2 separate regions of the Homo sapiens genome follow, and region 1 is linked to region 2. The links are chromatin loops, found by intact Hi-C in ENCODE. Cell type or tissue: ascending aorta. All regions are shown on one strand. Links, peaks and the distances in the headings refer to the core of each region. The heading gives the core; the rest is flanking DNA.

Region 1 (16,332 bases), core at 6,462-11,461, 92 kb after region 2:
AGCCGGCCCAGGCTTTTTTTTAAAAGGAAGGGTATACTATATTATGGTGTACTAGCAACAGAATAGTACAACAGTGACTAACACAGTATAACTGATACCGTGTTAGCTTTGTCTTCCACTATAGATAAGAGTTACTCCAAGTAGATAAATGCTAATGTCCAAAGTTTTCTGTGGCACAGTGCTTTTAAGCATTAGTATAATTCTGCAGATATTTTAAACATATAAACATTTCAACTGAGTTGTGTTAATGGGAAGTAATTTTCCATCATTTCTGTTTAATGATAAAGCTTAAAATTGAGGACAACTAATATAAGAAAACCTCATTTTAGTTTTTCTTTAGAAATGGTCCTCTCATTTTGAAAACACTAGTTCTTTCATACCTCTGAGGTTTTGGGAGAGATCATTTTCTAAGTGACGTTTTAGTGACTTGAAAGAAACAGAGTTCCAAAAGGTGAACACGCTGTCTTTTTTCAGTGCCAGATGGTTATTAACATGGTGGAGGCAGAACACAAACCCAGAAATCAAGAAACTGAATTCTGGCCAGGTGCAGTGGCTCATGCCTGTAATCCCAGTACTTCTAGAGGCCAACGTGGGCGGATCACTTGAGCTCAGGAGTTCCAGACCAGCCTGGGCAACATGGCAAGATCCTGTCTCTACAAAAAATACAAAAATTAGCCAGGCGTTGGTAGCTTACGCCTGTTGACCCAACTACTCGGGAGGCTGAAGTGGGAGGATCGCTTGAGCCCAGGGGGGCAAAGGTTACAGTGAGCTGAGATAGCACCACTGGACTCCAGCCTGGGCGACAGAGTGAGACTCTCTCAAAAAAGAAAGAAAGAAACTGAATTTTAATCTTGGTTTTGGTGCTAACTAAACAGAGGGAAGAGTATAGTCTCTTTCTCTTTTTTTAATAAATAAATTACTAGATATTTTTAATAGAGACAGGCTCTCACTATGTTGCCCAGGCTAGTCTCGAAATCCTAGGCTTAAGCGATCCTCCTGCCTCAGCCTCCCAAAGTGCTGGGATTCCAGGCATGAGCCACCATACCCGGCCCTAGCCTCATTCTTAAAATCAGTAAAATATGGATATTGGACCAGTTACTCTAAATTCCCTTCCAGTTCTGACTGTGAATATTTGTCTTGAGCAGTAAGGTATATGACATGGTGGTAAGCAAAATTAAAAAGCAAAATGTAAACCCCAAATGAAAGAAAAGCATTTTAAAACTTCCATCCAGTGGCCTAATCATCTGAATTAAGAATACAACCTACCAAGCACCAAGTAATAGCCAGATGGTCATTTGGATCCTGGAGGTACTTGTAATATAACACTATCTTAATGAGCTTCTTGGGGCTTGGGAAATGTTGGAAGTAATTGAGGAGAACTAAAGCTGTTGAGAGGAGGACACTATAATCAGTGGTTCTCATCTTTGTTATGTATAAGAATCACTCATTTGTCTCATGGAAAACACAGCTGCCTGAGCTCCACCCTAAAAATTCTGATTCAGGAAATAGACTTGGCTGCCTTCTTCAGAAGCCCCACAGATGATTTTAGTGTACACAAAAGTATAGGAACTGATGCCATCAGGGAACCATACCAGCAGATTTCCCTGTCATTTTACTTGGTGATTAATAACAGAATTGTAACCACATGTCTACAATTATTTATTTATCATTGACTGCCTCATATTATCTTTTTTCTTTTTTCAGCAGGTCCAGGATTATTCAGTCTGATACTGCCTCACATTACAATTAAAACATTGAGCCCAGGAGTTTAAGACCAGACTGGGCAACATAGCAAGACCTCATCTCTACAAAAAAAAAAAAAAAAAAAAAAATTAGCCAGGCGTGGTGGTATGTGCCTGTGGTCCCAGCTACTCCGGGGGGCTGAGGTGAAAGGGTTACTTGAGCCAGGGATGGAGGTCAAGGCTACAGTAAGCCATGATTGCACCACTGCACTCCAGCATGGGAGACAGGATTGAGACCACATCACCAAAAAAAAAAAAAGAAAGAAAAAAAGAAAAAGAAAAACCAAAAACTGATGTAATGATGATGATAATGGTGATAACAATGATGATGAGGTTGATAGCAGCTAATATTTATTAAGCATATATTGGGTGGGTGCAGTGAATCCTAGCACTTTGGGAGATCAAGGCGGGCGGATCACCTGAGCTCAGGAGTTCAAGACCAGCCTGGCCAACATGGCAAAACCCCATCTCTACTAAAATTACAAAATATTAGCCAGGGTGGTGGCACAGGCCTGTAATCCCAGCTACTTGGGAGGCTGAAGCACGAGAATCACTTGAACCCGGGAGGTGGAGGTTGCAGTGAGCCGGGATGGTGCCACTGCACTCCAGCCTGAGCAACAGAGTGAGACTCTGTCTCAAACAAACAAAAAACAAGCATATATTATGAGCCAGACATCATACTACTATTATATTATATTATTATTACCATCAGCTGGCCCAATTTAATACAGTTAATGAGTGACCATGCCAAAATTCCAACTCAGACATTCAGAACCCATACTATCAACCACTACCTTATACTGCCTCTATACCTATAGTACCATCAATAATAGCTGTTGGTAACAAGAGCTACCATCCTATAGTGTACCAGCTACATGCTGACCTCTGTTAAATACATTATCTCACTTAATTCTCAAGGGGTTCCTGCAACTTAAGTGTTTCTGTTCCTGTTTTACAGATTGGAAAACTGGGACTGAGATTAGGGAAACCCAGCTATGAAGTGGCGGAACTCCAAGTTGAGGTCAGATGTGCTGACTCCCAAGCCTGTTCTCTTTTGGCTACATCAAGCTGCCTCTCTAGCTATCAGTGGCTAAGCCACTATTCTGTCCAGGAATTTTATCTTTGTCCTGTCTGGGTTGGTCATGTGACTCTAAAAGTATATGGTCCATTATATCTACTTCTGAAGGCCAAACATCGCTTTTGGATACCTGCCTCTTAAGGATAAGTTTTCATTTTTCAAGCCCTCCAAGGTAGTGGGTCCAAGACTTTTTTTTTTTTTTGACTGCTCAACTCTACCAATAAAACATTTTGAGCACAAATCCCACTATATGTATATTTATTTCTAAATTATATCATATAATATGACCTCATATATTATGCATTTGATAAAACATAAAAATACAGAACATTTTAAAGGATGAGGTTTTTGTTTTTGTTTTTGTTTTTGAGATGGAGTCTCACACTGTCACCCAGGCTGGAGTGCAGTGGCGCCATCTTGGCTCACTGCAATCTCTGCCTCCCGGGTTCAAGCAATGCTCCTACCTCAACCTCTCAAGTAGCTGGCATTATAGGTGCCCACCACCACACCCGGCTAATTTTTGTATTTTTAGTAGAGGCGGAATTTCTCCATGTTGGCCAGGCTGGTCTCGAACTCCTGGCCCCAAGTGGTCCGCCCGCCTCAGCCTCCCAAAGTGCTGGGATTACAGGCATGAGCCACCACTCCTGGCTAAGGATGAGATTTTTAAATATATAAATATTTCTAATGTTTTCTTCCAACATCCTCCCTTTGGAGGCTGTTGTTTTAAGAAACCCCCACTAGGCCAAATGGCCACAGTCACTGATCTAACAACTTGAAAATGGGAAAGCTCCAAGATAGTAGCTTCTAACCTGGCTGAGTTGAAAAGCTGTTGCTGTTTTGTTTTTTGAGACAGGGTCTCACTCTGTCACCCAGGCTGGAGTGCAGTGATGCAGTCATGGCTCACTGCTGCCTCAACCTCCTGAGCTCAAGAAATCCTCCCACATAGCTAGGACTAGGGGTATGCACCACCACGCCCAGCTAATGTTGCCCGTAGGGAGGCCTCATCTCTACAAAAAAAAAAAAAAAAAGGGCTGGTCTTGAACTCCTGGGCTAAAGCCCCCCCAAAAATTCTGATCCTCCCCGCTCAGCCTCCCAAAGCGCTGGGATTACAGGTGTGAACCACTGCACCCAGTGAAAAGTTTTTTTTTTTTTAAGATTCTCAAGCCCCGTTCCCAAAGATTTTGACTTAATAGATATTAACACCTCAGTGTGTCTGACGCTTGGATGTGGAAACTGCTGCTCTAAAAGATCCAATCCTGGCCAGAAGACCAGAGTCAGTGACAACAGTGACTACATCTGTTGGTCCTAATAGCATTGCCTCTCCCTGCCTGGCCTCATCCCTGGCCATCTCATCTTTCTGATAAACTCTGACTCACAAGATTCCCATTATCCTCCTGATGTATGCTTTAACTTGGGAGGACGGATTTATTTCAGCTGTTCGATTTTAAGATGGAAGAAAATAGTTTCCAGGTTAGGCACGGTGGCTCACACCTGTAATCCTAGCACTTTGGGAGGCCGAGGCGGGTGGATCACCTAAGGTCAGGTATTTGAGACCAGCCTGGCCAACATGGTAAAACCCTGTCTCTACTAAAAATACAAAAATTAGCCGAGTGTGGTGGTGGGCGCCTGTAATCCCAGCTACTCGGGAGGCTGAGGCAGGAGAATCACTTGAACCCGGGAGGCGGAGGTTGTGGTGAGCCAAGATTGAGCCATTACACTCCAGCCTGGGCAACAAGAGCGAAACTCCGTCTCAAAAAAGAAAAAGAAAAAAAAAAGTTTCCAAAGGATTTTTACCACCAGGAAGACTATCCTAGGTAACAACAGATAACTTTCTCAGTGGGCTTGTCCTTTATCGCTTTTAAAGAAAACTCCCAATCCCAGCACTTTGGGAGGCTGAGGCGGGCGGATCACCTGAGGTCAGGAGTTCAAGACCAGCCTGACCAACATGGAGAAACCCCACCTCTACTCAAAATACAAAATTAGCTGGGTGTGGTGGTGCATGCCTGTAATCCCAGCTACTCGGGAGGCTGAGGCAGGAGAATCACTTGAACCCAGGAGGCTGAGGTTGCGGTGAGCCAAGATCACACCGTTGCACTCCAGCCTGGGCAACAAGAGCAAAACTCCATCTCAAAAAAAAGAAAGATAAATAAATGAATTAATTAATTAATTAAACTCCCCTTTTTCCGACAGTATAGCACAATAGCTTTTAGAGCTTCTGGCTAGGCTCAATGCAGAACAGCTTTTAATTATTTCTTGTCCACTACCTATGGATTACTCTCAAGATACTACCACTTCTAAAATAAGAATTGTTAGTAATTAATTATATTCACACAGCTGCATTTATGGACCTGTGTGTGTACTGTAAATGACTGAGGAATATAGCCATGCAATCTGTTCCCAAGGTCATGGCTTAATGACTAACACACCTGAGAATGCTTTATCAAATGTTTGCATAAGCCATTGTGTTTGGCATATCAGGAGGAGGTTTTCACTAGGCCAGCTGATTAGCATTCATTAAAATGAGAAAAGTATCTACTCTGCTTCTCAGACCTACTCTAACCAGCCTCAATTCTCGTCATTTACTTAATTGCTTCTTTCCTGATTTGCTATTAATTCCCAATCTATCTCTCATCACCCTACCACTTTTCTAAGGTCTTTGTCCCTACTTCCACCCTCCAGACACCTGCCCGAATGGCAGGAGTGATAACATCAAGCCTACAGCAGTAGGTGGATTGCTATGATGAGAACAACAGGGCATTCATTTAAGAGGGACTCCAAGCCATTTTGTTCCACAAATACATTTGCAATATTCACAAAATCAGCTTGGTGCAGTGGCTCACACCTGTAATCCCAGCACTTTAGGAGGCTGAGGCAGGTGTATCACTTGAGGTCAGGAGTTCGACACCAGCCTGACCAACATGGTGAAACCCCGTCTCTACTAAAAACACAAAATTAGCTGGGCATGCTGGTGCATGCCTGTAATCCCAGCTACTCGGAGGCTGAGGCAGGAGAATCGCTTGAACCTGGGAGGCAGAGGTTGCAGTGAACCATTGCACTCCAGCCTGGCCAACAAGAGTGAAACTCTGTCTCAAAAAAACAAAAAAAATTCACAAAATCACATACACACAACCACTGATAAAGCTTCATTTATTGGACAAGTCAAAACTATCTTTCACATTTTTTAAAAAGGAAGACTATTTTGTCAGGAGAATTATCTGTCATGTAGAAGCTGAAAGAAATTTTAGACTTGAAAATAACAATTTTGGGGGCCAGGCATGGTGGTTCATGCCTATAATCCCAGCACTTTGGGAGGCCAAGATGGGCAGATCACTTGAGCTCAGGAGTTGGAGACCAGCCTGACCAATATAGTGAAACCCCGTCTCTACATAAAATGCAAAAATTAGCTGGGGCATGGTGGCACATGCCTGCAGTCCCAGCTACTTGAGGGACTGAAGCGAGAGAATCCCTTGAGCCCAGGAGGCAGAGGTTGCAGTGAGCGAAGATAGCACCTGGGCAAAATCCCATCTCAAAAAAGAAAAAAAAAAAAAAGGAAAGAAGAAAGAAGAAGAAGAAAATAACAATTTTTAAATTATTTCACCAGTTAAAATTGAAGTAACTCTGGTCGCCGTAATCTTAGATTTAGGGGTTTATCCTAAGGAAATAATCAACATGCATTCAAAGATTTATGTTCAATGGTGTTCTGCTGAATGTTACTATAAAAAGAAAAAGTTGAACCCAATCTGAATGTCCAACAATAGAAATTTTGTTTAATAAATTGTGGTATGTTCATTTGATTAAGCTTCAAAATCATGTAAGCAAATAATATTTAAAGAAATAATAAAATGTATAAAATATCAACATATGGTGGGAGGAAGAGCAGATAGTAAAACGTGAGTTTATGCTGATTTTGATGTCAAAATGTTCTAATTATCAGAAGTAATTATCTGATGCAATTTCAGGGTTTTTTTTTTTCCAAATTTTCTATAATAAGCATTATTTTATTTAAATACATATGCACACATATATTTTTATTTTAAAAGAAAAGGGTGAAAAAAACGGTAGGTATAGTTGTTGAAACACTAAAAAATAATTTCATCATGAAAGTATACTTTGGTTCCTAAATCAATTTAATTTGAAATCAGTGTAAATGTAAGTTTCCACATTTTTAAATTTTGACTACTCAGTGCATACAAATTATTATTCAGAGCACTAACTTAGCTATCACAAAATGTTTAAGCCATGTTATTTGCATAAACACATGGATAATATTCTTCTGTTGTTTTTATCCCATCTGCTTTTTTTTTTTTTTTTTTGAGACAGAGTCTCGCTCTGTTGCCCAGTCATGAGTGCAGTGGCGCGATCTCGGCTCACTGCAAGCTCCGCCTCCCGGGTTCACGCCATTCTCCTGCCTCAGCCTCCCAAGTAGCTGGGACTACAGGCGCCTGACACCACGCCCGGCTAATTTTTTTTGTATTTTTAGTAGAGACGGGGTTTCACCGTGTTAGCCAGGATGGTCTCAATTTCCTGACCTCGTGATCCGCCCGCCTCGGCCTCCCAAAGTGCTGGGATTACAGGCGTGAGCCACTGCGCCCGGCCTATCCCATCTGTTTTTCTTATTGCTTTAGAAACATGAGAATAATAAAAAGAAAGACACTATGACATTCAGTACTAAATAAATGATAATATGCATGCTAAGCAGCCTACTCATAATAATAATGTTTCTTTTGTAGAAAAAGATACATTTTGAGTCAATTACTCATAACTAGTAAATGACCTGATTGCTGCTAAGTACTGATACGACTCATATTTTCCAAGATCCTATATTATCTGTGTTTATACTAAATGATGTCACCTTATATATTCTTTTTTTTGAGACAAAGTTTCACTCTTGTTGCCCAAACTGGAGTGCAGTAGTGCGATCTTTGCTCACTGCAACCTCTGCCTCCCTCCTGTCTCAGCCTACCAAGTAGCTGGAATTACAGGCATGTGCCACCATATCCGGCTAATTTTGTTTTTGTTTTTGTTTTGTTTTTTGTAGAAATGGGGTTTCACCATGTTGGTCAGGCTGTTCTCAAACTGCTGACCTCAAGTGATCGGCCCACCTCAGCCTCCCAAAGTGCTGGGATTACAGGTGTGAGCCACTGTGCCCAGCCTTATATAATTCTTTAGGCTATAAATTACTAACTCTAAAAATTATCAAAAGGAGAGTTAGAGCTTTTTATACATAACTCCTCAAGATTCTTAGTCTTTTAGACACAGCAAAAGAGGAATAAAAATTTTCAAACAAATAGTTGAAAGTGTTCACTGTGGGAATCCTTTTTTGGTTTGTCCGTTTGAGACAGTCTTGCTCCATTGCCCAGGCTGGAGTGCAGCGGCAAAATCTTGGCTCACTGCAACCTCCACCTCCCAGGTTCAAGCCATCCTCCTGCCTCAGCCTCCTGAGTAGCTGGGATTACAGACGCCTGCCACCAAGCCTGGCTATTTTGGATTTTTAGTAGAGACGGGAGTTTCACCATGTTGGCCAGGCTGGTCTTGAACTCCTGATCTCAAGCAATCCACCCTCCTCAGCCTCCAGAAGAGCTGGGATTACAGGCGTGAGCCACTATGCCCAGCCAACTGTGAGAATTCTTAATAGCCCATCTCTTCATGGGAGTTTTGCCTTTAAAAACACAGATAAATCACAGAAAAAAGCACCATTCATCTAATTATTCCAAAGAGGATGGGTCAGAGGAAGGAAAGGGAAAGCTTTTACGCAGCAGCTTGGCTTTGAGCCTTCATGTGTTTTTCGTCTGAAAAGGATCCCACTGTTTTTGGGACATAACAACATGACTAGTTTGAACACACCCAGGAAACAGTATTCCTCTGACAAGGTATTTAAAAGATTAGTGCCAGATATTGAAAGGTAGGTGTGAGTGTGAAGGCTGAGCTCAGTTGGTTTAATCGTGGGTCTTTAAATTGAGCCATCAGATAATAATATTTTTCTCCAGTCATCTAAGCAACATAAGACAAAAAGGGCAGGGAAGCTTAAAAGAGCTACTCAGAAGAACAAAATTAGAGCTGTGAGTCAACTATTTGCACATTGCAAATGTACTTCACCCACATTAACACAACATTACGCCTGGCGGTAAAGCCTGCCAACCTTGAGGCTGTGAGCCTGTTATAAGTAGTGGTTAAAGGAGCCGGCCAGATGCGGTGGCTCACGTTTGTAATCCCAGCACTTTGAGAGGCCGAGGTGGGTGGATCACGAGGTCAGGAGTTCGAGGCCAGCCTGACCAACACGGTAGAACCCCATCTCTACTAAAAATATAAAAATTAGCTGGGCATGGTGGCACGCACCTGTAATCCCAGCTACTCAGGAAGTTGAGGCAGGAGAATCACTTGAATCCAGGAAGCAGAGGTTGTAGTAGTGAGCCGAGATCGCGCCATTGCGCTCCAGCCTGGGCGACAGAGTAAAGACTCCAACTCAAAAAAAAAAAAAAAAAAAAAAAAAAAAGGCCAAAGAAGTTGACAATGTGCTTTAAAATGTCCCAAAATGCACTGTTCTTCCAAGCGAAGAGGGAGCACCTGACTTTTGGATTACCTGTCTCATAAACCTACTGTATAAACTCCTAACTTGGAATCTCTTAGTATATCAATGCTATTGTAACTGGAAAGGGTTTCCCAGATAAAAAGCAAACATGGTTCAAGGTTGAGACCTTATTAGCATTTCCAAAGAGCTGTGAAAAGCCTCTAAACTCTCTCCCCTGCCAAGTAAATTTTGTTTTGCTGAGCTTTGGCACAGTTCCTCTGTTGTCATGGGGGGGGGGGCATTATTGTCACAGCTGTCTCGGGGGTGCTGCCTTGAATACATTTCGAAAATAACACACGAATAAGGAACATGACATTGGCTATATCAAAAGAGTTTTATAAGACAATCACACCTGCTACTGCAAAACTCCAAACTGGCAGTATAAACATCACTTTGCACTTATTTAAAATTATGGGACCAAAAGATGACATTAGGTAAATGAATAAATAATTAGGTAAATAAATGTTCTTAGAGACAAGAACTTAAAGAATAAGTTAGAGAACTTAGAGGTAAGAATTTAGAGAATAACTACTTATTAGGTAAATAAATAAACACAGATGCCTTTGCTAAAACGACTAAGGAAAGCAGAGAAGATACTTGGAAGATATATTTTTAATGTGAACAATTAATGTAAACTTTCTCAAAAACAACTGTAATCCATTCTTTCCAACTGCTTCATTCAGTAAATTTCTTCTTCAAAATGACCAATTATTTTGTTTTGATTATCTTGCTCTGTAGAAAATAGTGGACTGTCATCAATATGAAAAGAATTTCACTATTCTTCTTAATTTTATGTTGATGATAAATTTAAAAGGTGGTTAGGGAAGTTGACAATAGCACATGCAATGCCTTGAATGATGGGCAAAGTGTGAATACGTTATGCAATATATGGAAATTTTCTTTACAAGTATACTGCCTTTAGGATATTTATGTTTAACCAGAATTGCAGGTTGGAACCTGCAACTAACTTGCATTTAGTGAAATTCAAGTTATTTATTATATCCTTACTAGTGAAAAACTGGCTCTGAGGTCATTTAACATCTCCTAAATGTCAAGAGGTCATTCAACTTCTTTACAATGACTTCAGGTTAACAACAAAAGCAAAGAAACGTTATCTTTGGTTGCTGCTTCCAACTGGCATCTTCAGAATCAAGGGATATAGTGCCACATCAGTACCATGTCAGACTTGCTACAGGATTTTGAAAAGATGAGTTTCCCAATCATCACTCTTTTTTCTAGAACTAGATTAGTGACTAAAATAAAGTAATAACACTCCCAGGGAACTGTGATCATCCATATTTAGATACTTCTCACCAGAAGATACAGTTGCATTACGATATTGGTTTGAACACCTTAACAGAATCCAAAATAACAGTGACTTACATAAGAGTTAAAAACTTATTTCTCAGGCTGGGCACAGTGGCTCATGCCTGTAATCCCAGCACTTGAGGAGGCTGAGAAAGGAAGACTGCTTGAGCCCAGGAGTTCAAGACCAGCCTGGGCAACATGGTGATACACTGTCTCTACAAAAAATTTTTAAAATAAAAAATCAGCCAGGCATGGTGGCATATGCCTGTAGTCCCACCTACTTGGGAAGCTGAGGTGGGAGGATCACCTGAGCCAAGGGAGGTTGAGGCTACGGTGGGCTATGATCCTGCCACTGCACTCCAGCCTGGACAACAGTGTGAGATCCTGTCAAAAACAAAAAACAAAACAAACAAAAAAAAACAAAAACAAAACGCCTTATTTTTCCTTCACATAGACATCTGAGTTAGTAGGTGATCTGGAATGTAGGGCAGTTCTCTTTCCAGGGCATCCAGAGAACCAGAGTTCATGAATGTTATTGTTCCACCAGAGCAGAGATACAGAGATAAACAAACTATAGTTAGCAGGCACCGGTTTTGGCAAATAAAATTTTACTGGAATACGGCCACATCCATTGTAGAAGTCTTGTCAATGGCTGCTTTGGAGCTACAAGGTCAGAATTGAGTCACTGGGACAGAGACCCTATGACTTTCATGGCAAAATATTTCCTATCTGGCTCTAAGAAAATGTTTACTTGGCTGGGCATGGTGGCTCACACCATAATCCCAGAACTTTAGGAGACCGAGGTGGGTGGATTGCTTGAGGAGTTCCAGATCAGCCTGGGTAACATGGCAAAACCCCACCTCTACAAAAATTAAAAAATTAGCTGGGGCCAGGCGCAGTGGCTCACACCTGTAATCCCAGCACTTGGGAGGCTGAGGCCAGATCACTTGAGGCCAGGAGTTCAAGATCAGCCTGGCCAACATGGTGAGCCCCCTCTCTACTAAAAATACAAAAATTAGGCGGGCATGGTGGCACATGCCTGTAGTCCCAGTTAGTTGGGAGGCTGAGACATGAGAATCCCTTGAACCCAGGAGGCAGAGGTTGCACTGAGCCACGATCACACCACTGCACTCCAGCCTAGGCAACACAGCAAGACTGTCTCAAATTAAAAAAAAAAAAAAGAGAGAGAGAGAGAGATTGAGAGAACGGATATCAGAGGCCAATTAGCAGGTTCTATAGACCACCTTTCTGGCCACCCAAGAATCAATGCATACCCTTCTGAGACATAAGAACACATTCATCTCCTTCCCAAGGAAACCAATCCAAAGTCCTACCCAGTTACCTCGCAGAGTCCAAGACCTCTCCATCGAGTTTGGATGTGGTTCCTTTTGGAGAAGTGACTCATCTACTAAACATCCACTCTCCACTTCTGTGACAAAGACAGGATAACCACAAGTAAAACTCCAGGTCAGACAAGGGAAGAATGGGAAACATACAGCTGTCACTCATCCTCAGCAACTGTAAAATCCTAATGAGCAGAAGCTGCAAAGATTCCCTGTCCTGGCAGAGAGTAAGTTCCTTGGTTGACCCACATGATCACCCCCAATTCTGTTGTCTGGGAGGATCTTTTGTGTCCATTATTCTCTATAGCAGCATCTGGGTCAGTATTGGAAACTACATCCTTCTTATTTTATTTATTTTTTAGAGACAGAGTCTTGTTCTGTCACCCAGGCTGGAGTGCAGTGGTGCCATCTCGGCTCACTGTAACATGTGCCTCCCGGGTTCAAGAGATTCTCCTGTCTCAGCCTCCTGAGTAGCTGGGATTACAGGTGCCTGCCACCATGCCCAGTTAATTTTTTCATTTTTAGTAGAGACGGGGTTTCACCATGTTGGTCAGGCTGGTCTCAAACTCCTGACCTCGTGATCTGCCCGCCTTGGCCTCCCAAAGTGCTGGGATTACAGGCGTGAGCCACTGCGCCTGGCAGACTTCCTCATTTTTAAAGTCAGTTTGAGTTGCACATTCCATTAACTGCATCGACATCAAGCTTTTATTAAGTAACTACTGCTGGGCACAGTGGCTCACGCCTGTAATCCCAGCCCTTTGGGAAGCTGAGGCAAGCAGATTACTCGAGCTCAGGCATTTGAGACTAGCCTGGGCAATATGACAAAACACTGTCTCTATAAAAAATATAAAAACTAGCCAGGTGTGGTGGCACAAGCCCGTGGTCCCAGCTATTCGGGAGGCTGAAGTGGGAGGATTTCTTGAGCCAAGGAGGTCGAGGCTACAGTGAGCCAAGATCACACCACTGCACTTCAGCCTGGGCAACAGAATAAGATCCTATCTCAAAAAAATAAAAACATAACTACTGTGTCAGGGACAATATTAGGCACAGAGAATATAAAAATGAAGAAGACAGCCAATTGGCTCAACATAGAGTTTTTATTCCAAAGGAAGACATGAATACCTAAAGAAATAATTATGATATATGCTATAATCAAGACAGGTGTAATGTGAGCCTAATAGAAGAAGCATTCCTTCTGCCTTTCTGGGACATTGAATCTGTTTCCCATCATAGATTCCTCAAGGGCAGAGAATCAAATCATTTTCTTCTTCTCATTCTCAATATTTGGCATAATTCCTTACACACAGCTGCTCAATAATAATATAGTATACTTATCAAAAGGATCAATTTTACTAAGTTCTCTAATGTGCTTGTTGATTTTTAGAGGATAAAGTTGAGTCCAAATGCAACGCATAATTTCATCAATATTTCCACCTAGTTTGCCAGAAGTCTCCAGCCCTATCTAGTATGTATGTGTGTATTTGGTGTACCTCCAAAATATGTTTAACATAACTTAAAATATAAAATACAGATAAAATTTAAACTGAAAATCACTTATCAAAGTGAAAAGACAAAATCAAAGTGAAAAGACAAAATTAAAGTAAAAAGGAGGAAAGGGAAGAAGTAGGAAGAAGGAGACATTCCGAAACATCTTAGAAAATCTTAAAGCGGATGATGCCAGTGGGCTTTGTAAAGATAAAAATGCTTAATTACAAAGCTTGGAGTGAGAGACAAACTAAAAATGAAACTACTGATTGTCTGTGCTTAAAGCGTCCTTTTCACTTCTCCCAACACACCCAACAGAAAATAGCTTAAGCTCAGTGGATTCATCCATCATATCGTCAGTAGATCTTAAAATCAACAGGCATTCCTAAAGAGATACATGGGCCACAGTTCCTTCATTTCAGTTATTTCCTTGGGTCCTGTATTCCTAATATTTTGGGACAGAGTGAAGCAACAACTCTATTCCCTGAACTAAAACTTCCCAGTAGGTCACAATACATTTTTTTGAAAGATTTGGATGGAGAATCTTGTCAGACAAGGCACCACCTGCCTGGATTAAGGAAACCACTCTCGCCTCTAAAAAATTCTCACCTTCCAAAAAATTACCAAATTATATGAAAACCTGTTCTAAAGTTTCAACAACTGTGATTTACATTTCTAAGAAGGAAGCTATTTTTAAGGTTGCATACATTTTTCTTAAAGACTACGTTGCTGTTAATGATGACTCTTGGATTGCAAATGAGACAAACACAACTTAAATGCGCTAAAGTAAAAAAGTAAATGAATATCTTAGAAGTTCAAATATAGCTGTATCCAGGGGTCAGACCAACATTGGCACTTCTCATCTTCTCTGTTTCCACTCGGCTCCCATGTGTTAGTTTTCTATTTATTTATTTATTTATTTATTTATTTATTTATTTATTTATTTTTGATACGGAGTCTCACTGTGTCGCCCAGGCTGGAATTGCAGTGGCGCGATCTCAGCTCATAGCAAGCTCCGCCTCCTGGGTTCACGCCATTCTCCTGTCTCAGCCTCCCGTGTAGCTGGGACTACAGGTGCCCACCACCACGCCCGGCTAATTTTTTGTATTTTTAGTAGAGACGGGGTTTCACTGTATTAGCCAGGATGGTCTCAATCTCCTGAACTCATGATCCACCCGCCTCAGCCTCCCAAAGTGCTGGGATTACAGGCATGAGCCACTGCGCCCAGCCTAGTTTTCTCTTAATATAAGGCAGACTCCATGTGGCTTAGGACAATTACTATGTGTGGTTGCATGCTGCATTCTAATGTAGCATCTTCTGCAGAGGAATCTTCCACCATCATCCATCTATCAGTTCAGCCAAGTCTCTGATTGGCCCTGCTTGGATCAATTGCCAACCTGAACCAATACCGGTGTCCAGACGAAGAAGTTACCATGACTGGTCAAGCCTGGATCATGTGCTGTTACTATAGTGAAATAAGTGAAGCCTGGGAATTGTAGCCCATCAGAATCACAGGATGTAGAGGAAAGACACTTCTGAAGAGAAAGGATGCTGAACAAAAAACAAAAAAAGACCCACTACGTAGGAAAGCACAGAGTCATGATCTCTGGGGTAAATCATATTACCCCAGAAAGTGTTTAGGCAAATGTTTAAGGGGCCTGTGACAATGAGTGCTTTTCCAATTGGAGTGGGTTGAGGGGTGAGTTGGAAAAACAGTGGCCTTCTGCCCTAGAACTAGTAACCTTGCACCATGGGAATTTGTGTTGCGTGAACCTTACAGTCTGCCTGCCCCATAGATCAACGCTTCTATTTTGTTGTTGCGTCAGGTAACATGTTTAGCTCCTAGATAGTCTATCATCTGCAAGAAAGGAGAGGTGGGCCCTAAAAGGCATGCAGTTCTTTTCAACAGCATTTTTTGAAATCCTAGGAAGATGGGAGTTATGGCATATGCTCCAGTGAGCCTGTTAAGATTACTCATGATGACTCTAGGCTATGTTTGGAACTCCTTCTAAACTGAATAAACAGATGGCCAGCAGTGGCTAAACCTGAAAGTAGTTTGAAAAATGCTGAGAATCAATTACTTTAATGCTCTCCGAGCTTAAAGGTCCTTCAAAAATGACTGGACAATATTTATTAGGAAACATGTTCCTTCTGGAATAAATTCAGCTCAAGAACAGATGTGCTGCAATATTCTGAGACATGAATTCAACGTGATGTAAAAAAGAATTATTGGCTTTACATCCCTATCACAGAAGTCTTGAGGCATAGTTAATTGATGATGATTACTTCAGGAATATTCTGAGCCAAGACTCCACCAAAAAAGAAAAGTATTTTTCTCATTAACTTCCTAATAGCACATGTTATTCACAAGAAATTCACAGGAATGGGCATGCTATATCTTGGAAAAAGAGACCAATTTGGGAATATGCTTGAGCCAGAAACAGCAAAATGGGTCGGAAAGGCAAGTTTCAGAGTTTTGAATCCTAGAAACTATGCCAATAAGATTTTCTGAGGGCCAAAAAGGACAGCGAATCTGCCAGTCCAGCTGTGAGAACACAGCTGTGAGATTTCTGAAGGAAATGATGGAGGAGAAGGCAAGCTCATAAAGTGGACACATCACCAAGCTGGGAGCAGTATTAACACACTGTAGGATGGAAATCAGCACCTAAAATACCGATTTAAAATGATTCTGGCGAGTTAGAGACTTAATCTAAAGGGGAGAAAAAGACAATAAATTTCAACAAGCCTAGTCACAAGTTAGTATCAAATAAGAAGATACAGGACCAGTATCAGGTTGTGGGCAGAAGT
Region 2 (5,000 bases), core at 1-5,000:
ATGACAGCCCTTTTCTTCTTCTCTCTCTTCTTTTCCAGTTTTTATCTTCTCAAAAGTTAGAACTGGGCCAGGGGTGGTGGCTCACACCTGTAATCCCAGCACTTTGGGAGGCCAAGGCCGGTGGATCACCTGAGGTCAGGAGTTCGAGACCAGCCTGGCCAACATGGTGAAACTCCGTCTCTACTAAAAATACAAAATTAGCCAGGCATGGTGGCAGGCACATGTAATCCCACCTGCTTAGGAGGCTGAGGCAGGAGAATCGCTCGCACCTGGGAGGCAGAGGTTGCAGTGAGCCAAGATTGCGCCATTGCACTCCAGCCTGGGAGCCTCCAGAGCAAGACTATGTCTCAAAAAAAAAAAAAACCAAAAAAAAAAAAAACCATTGAAAACCTGAAGCAACAGTTGAGATAAATTTACTAGAAGCACATAAGTTGTAGCTCAGTTTAGTTCAGAAAACATTTATTGAGTGCTTCCCCTGTGCCAACATTAAGTCTGTGAAAATCAGAAGATCTTCCCTAAGAGATGTTACATTCTAGATGAGGAGAAATGTATAATAATAGATCATTTCAGTACTCTGTGGTGGTGATGATGATGACAATATCATAGTAATTGCTGACGTATATTGAGTGCATACTATTTTCTGGTCACTATTCAAAGGGCTGTGTATGTTTTCACTTTTTTAACTTTCACTAAAGCACTTCAATGTAGGTAACATTATTACCACCCATTTTACAAGAGGAAAGTGCAATGAAAAAGATACAGCAAGTGCCTTAGGGAGAGTGTGGGGGTGAGTGAGGACAATTTAGGGAAGACTTCCTTGAAAAGATCCCTCCCTACTTCTTAGATGGCTGTTTCTGTTTTTTCCTGTAAAATTGCTGAAATACAGTTTGTCCTGATTTCTTTTTTTTTTTTTCTTTTTTTTTGTTTTTTTTTTGTTCTTTTGAGACGGAGTCTCTCCCTGTTGCCCAGGCTGGAGTGCAATGGCGCAATCTTGGCTCACTACAACCTCTGCCTCTTAGGTTCAAATGATTCTCCTGCCTCAGCCACCCGAGCAGCTGGGATTACAGGTGCTCGTCACCACACCCAGCTAATTTTTGTATTTTTAGTAGAGACGGGGTTTCCCTATGTTGGCCAGGCTGGTCTCGAACTCCTGACCTCAAGTGATTCACCTTCCTCGGCCTCCCAAAGTGCTGAGATTTCATGCGTGAGCCACCGCGCCCAGCCAGTTTGTCCAGCTTTCTAATCTCAGTCATTTTTAATGAGTTGATCTAGAAAATGAAACAAATTGATGATGTTCTTCCTCACAGCATCTATGATACATGTAATAAAATACGTACCTGGGCATGTTGATTCATTCAACAAATATTGATGGCATTAATCTTGGGGTTTTGTTTGCAGTTAGGTAGCTAGTTTCCTGCCAGGTTAAGCCAAGGACTTACTGGTTCCACGAATGTTCTAGGAGATTTTTCCTCCCACTCTCCTGAGAAGCACCATGCTAAATGCTATGGTTTTATGTGTACATTTTTACTTAATGGTTATAAATTCATCAAACCTGAAGAAACGAGGCCCTGAACCAAATCTTCTAGCCAATAGATTTATTTCTTGTGAGCAATTAAATCATCCCTGTTCTCACTTCCTCTTTATTTCAACCTTAATCAGAGTCTACTGTTGGACCCAGCACAATCAACTACACATTACCATGCCAAGAAATCACTTCTGAGGATTCCAGGGATGTTGTTTGTTTTTTTAAGACTGGGGAGATCACTGAAACTGAATTTATTTCTACAGCTTAGGAAAAAAAAATTTTTGAAAGGACAGTGCATTTAAGGTCTGTAAACACAAGGGAAAACATGAATCTCTCCAGCTGAACCTAGGGCTGAGAACAGAAATGGAGGCTCAAAGTGACTCGTTGCTCAGGCACAGAAGGAAAAAGGGGAATGTAATTCTCACTGTGTACTGAGGTACTTTGAGGAATCTCATCTCTCTGTTCAAAAAGTGGATAGTCTCTTTTAGAGTAACTCACTTGAAACCTTTAAAGTCACCTATGTGACTTTGGTAACCTATAACACAGGTAGATTTTTCTATAGCAGGCATATTTTTAAAATGTGACAGCAGGGGTGGTGGCTCACACCTGTAATCTCAGCACTTTGGGAGGCCAAGTGGGCAGATCACCTGAGGTCAGGAGTTCAAGACCAGCCTAGCCAACATGGTGAAACCCTGTCTCTACTAAAAATACAAAAATTAGTTGGGAATGGTGGAGGGCGCCTGTAGTCCCAGCTACTTGGGAGGCTGAGGCAGGAGAATCACTTGAACCGAGGAGGCAGAAGTTGCAATGAGCCAAGATTGCACCACTGCACTCCAACCTGGGCAACAGAGGGAGACTCTGTCTCAAAAAAAAAAAAAAAAAGAAAGAAAGAAAGAAAAAAGAAAGGGAAGAAAAGAAAAAGAAAGAAAGAAAAAAGAGAATAACCTTCCTAGATAATTGTGTACTGGCTTTTGCGGCAGGGTTCGTGGTGGGAGGGAACCCTGACCTGATTCACACCATTTAGCAATTTCTGTGGTTGAAACATTCTCACCACGGCCAGTTTCAAACTCTCAGGTCATTTTTCATCAGGAAGTCAGACTCAGACTCTGAGTCAAAAGTAGAACGGTTTGGACAAGGTCTTGCCTCCACTTTCACAGCCCCACTTCTCTCACCTCAAGTCATTGGTTCCCAAACCTGGCTGTGGGTCAGAATCACCAGGGAGCACTTACTCAAAATGTGCAATCTTAGAGTCCTGCCCAGAATACACTGAATCAGAATCTCCAACAGGGCGTCCGGACAGAAATCTGCATTCCTTTAAAAAGCATCGTTGGTGACTCTGATTCAGCCTTTTGGCCTCTTGGCTCAGCATTTGAAAACCACTGCTTATAGCAGTCTTGTCTCTAGCATAAGCTCTCTTTAAAAAAAAATTAATTAGCTGAGCATGATGGTATGCACTTGTAGTCCCAGCAACTCAGGAGGCTCAGGCAGGAGGACCACTTGTGCCCAGGAGTTTGAGGCTGCAGTGAGCCATGATCACACCACTGCACTACACAACCAGGGTGGCAGACTGAGACCCTAAGTAAAAAAAAAAAAAAAAAAAAAAAAAAAAAAAAAAATCCTCACTTTAGAAGAATACACTGTTTGAAACAGGTGTTTAAAGAAATGCCTGTAGAACAGAATTAACTCCTTTTAGGAAACAACCAGTTAATTCCTTTACAATAAATTTATTGACTTTTATGCCAAGACACATATTTTAAACTATTACATAGTCTTTCTCCATATTAAAAGGAAAATCAGAAAATGGAAAAGAAAGCAGAATTCATTCTCTGTCAAAGTAAACAACCTCTTGAAAGATTGGCATGCCCTTCCTTCCTCCCTGATGGGCCAAAATAAATGTAGTCAATTGCCCTTTAGCACAGAGTGAATAAAAATAAACTTGGTCTCTCTGCCCTAAAACCCAAACCAAGCATTTACCAAGATAGCATCTGGTTTCATGGCTACCTACCCAAATGAACCAGCTATCTTTGTAAAGAAAGGGTTATATCATCCAGATCTTTTTTTTTTTTTCCTTCTTTCTGGCTTAGGTGAAAACTACTCAGCTGTTGGAGATGCAGGTGCTTTGGGTGGATGACTCTCTTGCCTCAGTCTCTATTGCCATTCTTCACATTCTACTCAAATAGCCCCTTCTCATGATGCTCTCAGGAAGAGTCTCTGCATTTCCGTTTGCACTGATCTCTCTTAAACAGTTATTTCATTTTACCTCCTGTATAGTGATGCTTCCATTTCAGTCTATCTTTCAAGTACAATTTTTACACTAATTAAATCCAGAATACCTTACCACAATTACACATGTAAGAAAACATAAGCACCTTTCATTTGTTTATTCTCGTGCCTGTGAACCAGTCCATTCCTTCCCAAAGGTTATTGAGGTCTCTTCAAATAGTAACTTGTGGGCTTTTTCTTTCAAATTGTAGGTTTGGCAAAGTCACGTGAGTTCATTTTATACCATATAAACAACATAGACATCCTTGTTTTATATTGAAAGCAACTGTGAATGATTCCAGCATAGAATCAATATGAAGTAACTGTTTGTGGAAACCACACTTTAAATAGAACAGTAACTTGGCAGTAATAGTTGGGAAACTTTAATCTCAGCTTTTTTTTTTTTTTTTAATCCAAGAAGTAAAACCAGAGTTTAAGAAGTGAGAGAAATAGAGAAAATAGATATGTCATAACATAATAATCATACTAAGGCAATCCTTTAAAAAGATTAAATAACACATATTGAAATTCATCAAAAAAAGAGAAGCTACGATTATTTTTTATTTTATTTTTTTTTTGAGGCAGAGTCTCACTCTATCGCACAGGCTGGAGTGCAGTGTCATGAACATGGCTCATTGCAGCCTCAAACTCCTGGGCTCAAGCAATTCTCCTGCCTCAGCCTTCTGAGTAGCTGGGACTACAGGCATGTGCCATCATGCCCAGCTAATTTTTTAATTTTTTATTTTTAGTATAGACAGGGTCTCACTATGTTCCCCAGGCTGGTCTTGAACTCCTGAGCTCAAGTGATCCTCCCACCTTGGCCTCCTAAAGTGCTGGGATTACAGGCTGGAGCCACTACACCCAGCCAAAACTTTACAAATTGATGGATAATAAAAATCAGTCACATTTGGGAAGAGAAGTGGACAAGGTCATGAAATTCTCTAAAATGTCTTCCAAGAAGAAAGTGGAATGCAGTAATTCACTGAATAAATAAATAGTATACCATTCTACTTTTGATGAGGACATGTAATAATCAAGCAAACAATTAGAAAATATCAAAATCTTCAGAAGGTCTGGACAAAATTAGAAGGTGCATAAAGAAGAGAATGAGCATTTGGTGAATGGCTGTCATGGACCAGACCTCGTGGTAGGTAATTTAGCAATGTTTATGTGCTAAGTTATAGCTTTATGTGCTATATTTTCTATTTTACAA

The links. Peaks named below come from ENCODE experiments on the same cell type or tissue, not always from the same donor. Only the 100,000 strongest peaks of a DNase experiment are listed, where the experiment ranks them.
Region 1: a loop joins it to region 2, with 5 times the contacts of the local background. A loop is called at or near these places in 3 of 110 quality-filtered maps.

What each region holds. Positions count from the first base shown.
Region 1 is chr12:95,601,063-95,617,394 of GRCh38, reverse strand. No RefSeq gene overlaps it. Among named protein-coding and RNA genes, the nearest start is that of USP44, 58 kb to the right of the region's middle. RefSeq lists enhancers at 1,778-2,405, 5,094-5,662, 5,663-6,231. In ascending aorta, for the core only: no CTCF peak of the experiment used is centred there; DNase peaks (open chromatin) are centred at 8,573, 8,974 and 11,292; H3K4me3 peaks cover 601 bases; H3K27ac peaks cover 3,608 bases.
Region 2 is chr12:95,698,222-95,703,221 of GRCh38, reverse strand. All of the region lies in intron 5 of NTN4 (netrin 4), which reads left to right. Among named protein-coding and RNA genes, the nearest start is that of NTN4, 90 kb to the left of the region's middle. RefSeq lists enhancers at 2,731-2,780, 2,831-2,900. In ascending aorta, for the core only: no CTCF peak of the experiment used is centred there; a DNase peak (open chromatin) is centred at 2,751; H3K4me3 peaks cover 1,429 bases; H3K27ac peaks cover 3,565 bases.